Regions from separate parts of the Homo sapiens genome. Here region 1 is linked to region 2. Evidence: chromatin loops called from intact Hi-C (ENCODE). Cell type or tissue: endothelial cell of umbilical vein. All regions are shown on one strand. Each heading gives the region's core, and the rest is flanking DNA. Links, peaks and the distances in the headings are about the cores only. Region 1 overlaps MAP2K6 (mitogen-activated protein kinase kinase 6). Region 2 overlaps MAP2K6 (mitogen-activated protein kinase kinase 6).

What was found. Hi-C counts contacts between places; a loop is a spot of excess contacts. Peaks named below come from ENCODE experiments on the same cell type or tissue, not always from the same donor. Only the 100,000 strongest peaks of a DNase experiment are listed, where the experiment ranks them.
Region 1: a loop joins it to region 2, with 2.3 times the contacts of the local background. A loop is called at or near these places in 4 of 110 quality-filtered maps.

Annotation. Positions count from the first base shown.
Region 1 is chr17:69,449,709-69,452,511 of GRCh38, reverse strand. The region is part of intron 1 of MAP2K6 (mitogen-activated protein kinase kinase 6); the gene reads right to left. Among named protein-coding and RNA genes, the nearest start is that of MAP2K6-AS1, 34 kb to the left of the region's middle. In endothelial cell of umbilical vein, for the core only: no CTCF peak of the experiment used is centred there; a DNase peak (open chromatin) is centred at 1,441; H3K27ac peaks cover 1,597 bases.
Region 2 is chr17:69,517,422-69,520,224 of GRCh38, reverse strand. It overlaps MAP2K6 (mitogen-activated protein kinase kinase 6), which reads right to left. Exons shown (of 12, transcript NM_002758.4): 4 at 2,612-2,725; 5 at 793-912. Among named protein-coding and RNA genes, the nearest start is that of MAP2K6-AS1, 33 kb to the right of the region's middle. In endothelial cell of umbilical vein, for the core only: no CTCF peak of the experiment used is centred there; a DNase peak (open chromatin) is centred at 1,204; H3K27ac peaks cover 1,123 bases.

The DNA.
Region 1 (2,803 bases), core at 269-2,768, 68 kb after region 2:
GGCTTTAAAAACAATGTGATACGCATTTGCTTACAAGATGAAAGGTCTCTTCTCTATCCACCTGTAAATTATTATCTTCCCTTTAGCTATCTGGTAATGAATTGTGGATTCAATACTCAGACATCCAAGGCAGGAACAGAGAAGGTAGGCATCTTATACTTCCTTTCCCTTACTCCTAATATCATTAGGGCAGAATGTGTCAAATTCAGTACTACTGACATTTTGAGCTTGCCCATTCTTATTGTGGGGATGGTCCTGGGCAGTATCAAATACTCAGCAGCATCCCCGGCCTGTACACACTAGATGCCAGTAACACCCTCCCCCTACCCCAGTTATGAAAACCTAAACTGCTTCCAGATGTTGTAAATGTACCCTAGGGGTAACCTCCCACCCTCCGTTGAGAAGCACTGCGTTAGGGGAACTTGTCCATAGACTCTACCTACACTCTTGTTGCCGCATTCCTACTGCCTCCATCCCCACCGCTGCTACTTTAGCTCAGGCCTTCATCATCTTCAACATGGACTATTACAGTACACTCCCAACAGCCTCCTTGCCACCCACCTCCAGGGATCTCATACATTCTCCAGACTGCCAGCGGTGTGCAGTGCATGCTGGAGTGCACCACCAGAATCACCTTCAGCCTGAGGCACTCTCTCCTCTAGTTGCTGAGCCTTCTCCAGGAACTGCCCTCAGGGAAAGAGAACCACTTCACTATGGTTATGTGCCCCTCTGCAGGGGCAGCCTGTATCCAGTCATGCTCAGCACAGGGGTATAAAGGCCTGACCTCTCTGCCTCTCTGGATAGGGCCACTCCACCTCCAAAGCTTCCCTGTGGGACCAGGTGAATCTGTTACAGCTGGTTCCTCATTCAACTCCTCCTTTGCCCAAACCTGCTTTGTTAGCGTCCCCTCAAATGCTGGTCCCAAGAACACTCCCCAGTAAACTTCCTGTATGCAAATCTCCCCTCTTGGGTCTCTTTCCTGAAGGGCAAGACCAAAAACAGAGAGCTGTCTTTCTAGATTACAAACCTGACCATGTTTCTTCCCTGCCAACCTTTCCACATTCACTTCTCATCGCCTGCACTGAAGAGTCCTAAAATAATTTTTAGAGTCGCATCAAGGGGTCACAATCAGTGATCTGCTGCGAAAGCAGCTCTTTGGTTTGTGGGGTGGGGAGAGAAGGCCCTAATGTGTAGCATTTGCTGATTTCCACGGTGCAAATATTTCCACCACTGTTGATCTCCAGCTACCACCGGCTTGCAACCGGCTTGCAAAATGACTGGCTATTTAATACCCAGTTCCCATAAGCCAGACACAAGCCAGCTTGAGCACACCACTGATAGCCCCTGACCATTCGCTATTGTTAACTCTAATTGTTTGCCTTCGCTTCAGCCATGACAAATTCTTGCAAATCTCAGACCTCCAGGATGCGCTGAGGTTCTGTGCCCTTATTCACGCTGTTTTCTCTGTCTAGAGTATGTTTCCTTTCCCTGTCTGACTCATGCAAACCTACTCAATGCTCTGGATCCAGCTCACATAAAATCTCTTCCATAAACATTTTCAGGATTCACCTCCACCCATCCCATTTCACTCAAAGGTGAAGCAGAACCCTCCTTTTTGTGTGTCTGCATGTGTCATAAATACTTTCTATCATAGTGCTCTTCTTATATTTTATTACATATTTCTGTTTACAAAACTCTACTGTCTAGACTGTAACTACTCTGAGGGCAGGGTCTTATTTATATTTTTAGTAACTGGCAAAAAGTATACTCATGAGATGTGTTTAATGAATAAACTAAAAAAAAAAAAAAATTGGCCCCACTTCCTAGCTCAACTTTATCATGAAGTACAAGTCTTAAAAATGTCTCAAGGAAAAGACATTCCGTTGCCCCAAATGTGAATCATAAGTTTGACCTCCCACGTCCTACTTCCAGATTGTTTCAGAGAGGCAAAGCATGGATGAAGGCTGGGACAGGGCATGACCTCTAAGGCTTCATCCCAAACCCAAGGGTCTCTGTATCAAGGAAAAAAGCACTTGTGGAAACAGGAGCAATTTTTGCTGGTCCAAGGGGAGGGTGCAGGTGCACCATCTGGTTACCTCCTGGCCAGGCAACTTGGAGACCAACCTTTTCGGATGCTACTGCCTCAGACTCAGAGTCAAGCCGAGTACTTTATTGTGATTCATTTTTAAATCAAACTACATGAATTCATGCAGTGCCTACTGCTTGTAAAATGCTGTATCTTTAAAATAAGAATAGAAAGGCCAGGTGTGGTGGCTTAGGCCTGCAATCCCAGCACTTTGGCAGGCCGAGGCAGGTGGATCACCTGAGGTCAGGAGTTCAAGACCAGCCTGGCCAACATGGTGAAACACCGTCTGTACTAAAATTATTAAAAAAAAAAAAAAAAAAAAAATTAGCCAGGTGTGGTAGTGCACACCTGTAGTCCCAGCTACTTGGAAGGCTGATGCAGGAGAATCACTTGAACCTGGGAGGCGGAGGTTGCAGTGAGCCAAGATCGCGCCACTGCACTCCAGCCTGGGTGACAGAGTGAGACTCCATCTTGAAAGAAAGATAAAGAAAGAAAGAGAGAAAGAGAGAAAGAGGCCGGGCGCGGTGGCTCACGCCTGTAATCCCAGCACTTTGGGAAGCCGAGGCGGGCGGATCACGAGGTCAGGAGATCGAGACCATCCTGGCTAACATGGTGAAACCCCGTCTCTACTAAAAATACAAAAAATTAGCCGGGCGAGGTGGCGGGCGCCTGTAGTCCCAGCTACTCAGGAGGCTGAGGCAGGAGAATGGCGTGAAC
Region 2 (2,803 bases), core at 227-2,726:
GAGAAATAAAAATAAAAAAAAAAAACAGTAAACCCTATCCTGAAGAATTAACTATTTCTTTCTTGAATTTTGGGGGGAAATACAGTGTCTTCTGTCAAGATCATAAAGGAATTTACAAATAAGCAAGGTTATCTACAAAGAGCAAACCAGTAGGTAGCCAAGCAGAACCTGCATGTGCTCTCCTACCCCTTAATGAAAAATGGAATCTAATTACTAACAGACATAAGCAATACAACCCCAGATATCCAGGCCTTTACTGATACCACTGTCTAGGAGTTAGGTCTAGATGCCTCCTCCATGTCGTATCTCTCACACTAAATACCAGCAACAGTCAGTCAAAAAGCTGGTTTTAATGAGGTGAAGCCTCATAATCCATATAACGCTAAAGTGGAAAACAGAGGTAGAGAAAAGAGATCAAAGTAAGTCTATATAGTACACAAGTAGGCTAGATGAAGCTCCTAAAGCAGTCAAAAGACCAGAATATTTCAAATTATAAGAGATCTAAGCAAATCAGTCTATAGGCGATATAGAAAGTTCTGCCAAGATAAACAAAACAAAAAAGAAAGGAGACGAGAAACTCCACATCTTAAAAAGGCTAACCACATTTGAAAATACCATAATTTCAATCCAACCTTGCTCCAGGGCATGTCATCATTGCACACACGTAAACCCCCGTATACAAGATGTGTCAAACAAGAAAGAGCTCCATGATTGTGAAGGCATTTACGTGATCAAAGAAACTTCTTTTTAAGTTATTGTTCCTCTTGGACTTTGAATTGAAGGGTCACCTACCTCCCGAAACAGTGCGCCATAAAAGGTGACAGTGAATGGACAGTCCACCGTCCTCATGGAAATATCCAAATCCATCAGTAGCCGTTTCTGTTCCTGGCTATTTACTGTGGCTCGGATCCGCTGAATGGAAATGCATGGAAAATTTATGGTTACTACTCTGAGGATGAGGCAGGCAGGGACCTGAAGGAGTCCCATCGTGAAAATAGTTCATGACACAAGTTCTGGCGATGACATTGTGAATAGCCACCCAAAGTGATTAGCTATTTGTAACACATGAAAATAAGGAAGGCTGTTACTCATTTGATTTCCTGAATAGTCCTGGTAAGAAACAAATTGATAGTGTGTTTTGGAGAGTGACAAAATGTTTTGGAATGTATTTCCAAGGTATGAAAACAATCTGGTTTACTGTATTATGTCTGTTCAGTGCAAAGAGGGCACAATATTAAGGACTTTGCTGCTTATCTGGGGTCCCAAGAAAATAAAAAGCCAAAAGCTCTTCTTTGGGAACATGTAAGAGTATTTGGAGGGAACAGCAACTGTAAGAGAATTGGTACAGCTATACAAAATAGAAGCAATTAGAGAAATAGAGAAACTGTTCATTCCTATCCCAGTGCTTCTGAGGGAAGAACAATCTGTCACACTAGGAAATGTAGCCTTACAGAAACATGATTATGTCATTAAATGATAGGAGAGATACAATATCACTGGGACTTCACACTTTTTGCCTACTTAGCAAGTCAGCAGAAGAACAGACTGAAAAATCTACAAGATAAAAGTATTCCCATTCTTTAAAAGCAAAAGGATCCAAGTCACCTGATTATTCCTAACAATAGCCCCAATCTATTAACTCAGCTAGAGATGTTAATTCTTTATGATCCTCCAAACACCTACTCAATAATATGAAATGATTTTAAATTTCCTTTCATAGCTCAAAAACTATGCAAATTTACTCTAGATATATTTTACCCTCCTTTTTCCACAAATGGAGACAATTTTCTCTCCCAATTCTGGTTTCTTGATTTTCAGAGGCAATTCTTTAAAAGCAACAAAATATAGAATAAAAGAGATCTATGAGTCATAACAGCCAAATGCAATACGTAAACTTTCATTGGGATGCTGATTTGAAAATCCAACAGGACAAAACAAACACACACACTTTGAGATGATCAAGGAAATTTTCATTTGGACTCCGGATTAGATGAAGGAAGTATCATTATTATTATTATTATTATTAATATTATTTGAGATGGAGTCTCACTCTGTTGTCCAGGCCGGAGTGCAGTGGCACGATCTCGGCTCACCACAACCTCCACCTCCCGGGTTCAAGTGATTCTCCTGCCTCAACCTCCCAAGTAGCTGCGACTACAGGTGTGTGCCACCATGCCTGGCTAATTTTTTGTATTTTTAGTAGAGACGAGGTTTCACTATGTTGGCCAGGCTGGTCTCGAACTCCTGACCTCGTGATCCACCCGCCTTGGCCTCCCAAACTGCTAGGATTACAGGCGTGAGCCACCACACCTGGGCCATTAATTATTTTTAAGTGTGATGATGACATGGTAGTTTTGTAAAAATTAAAAATGGTAGAAGAATGGGTGGAGGGAGAGTTAAGAGTTAAAAAAACAAATAAAAAGTAGATACAACTCACACCAAGGAAGACTTTTCCATACCTTTGGAGGAAAATACTGTTCCCTGCAAATAATCTTTTCTGTTTTACCCTACGGAAGATGGTTTTGCTTCTATTAAAAGGGCTGGTTGACAATTGAGGTGGACAAATGTATACACAGCAGATATAAAACATTTGGGAGAATGTCAACTCTACCTTCACTGCCATGATCTGCCCGCTGGGCACGTGCCGCATCTTCTCCACCACCCCGTACGCACCTCGTCCCAGTTCCATTATAGGCTCCAGGTCATCTGCCTTCACCTCAAAGTTCTGCAAGAGAGAAAAGGAATAATGCAATGGGAAAGAGAAAAATAAACAGAACAGAGAGCACATTATCCTCTATCTCGT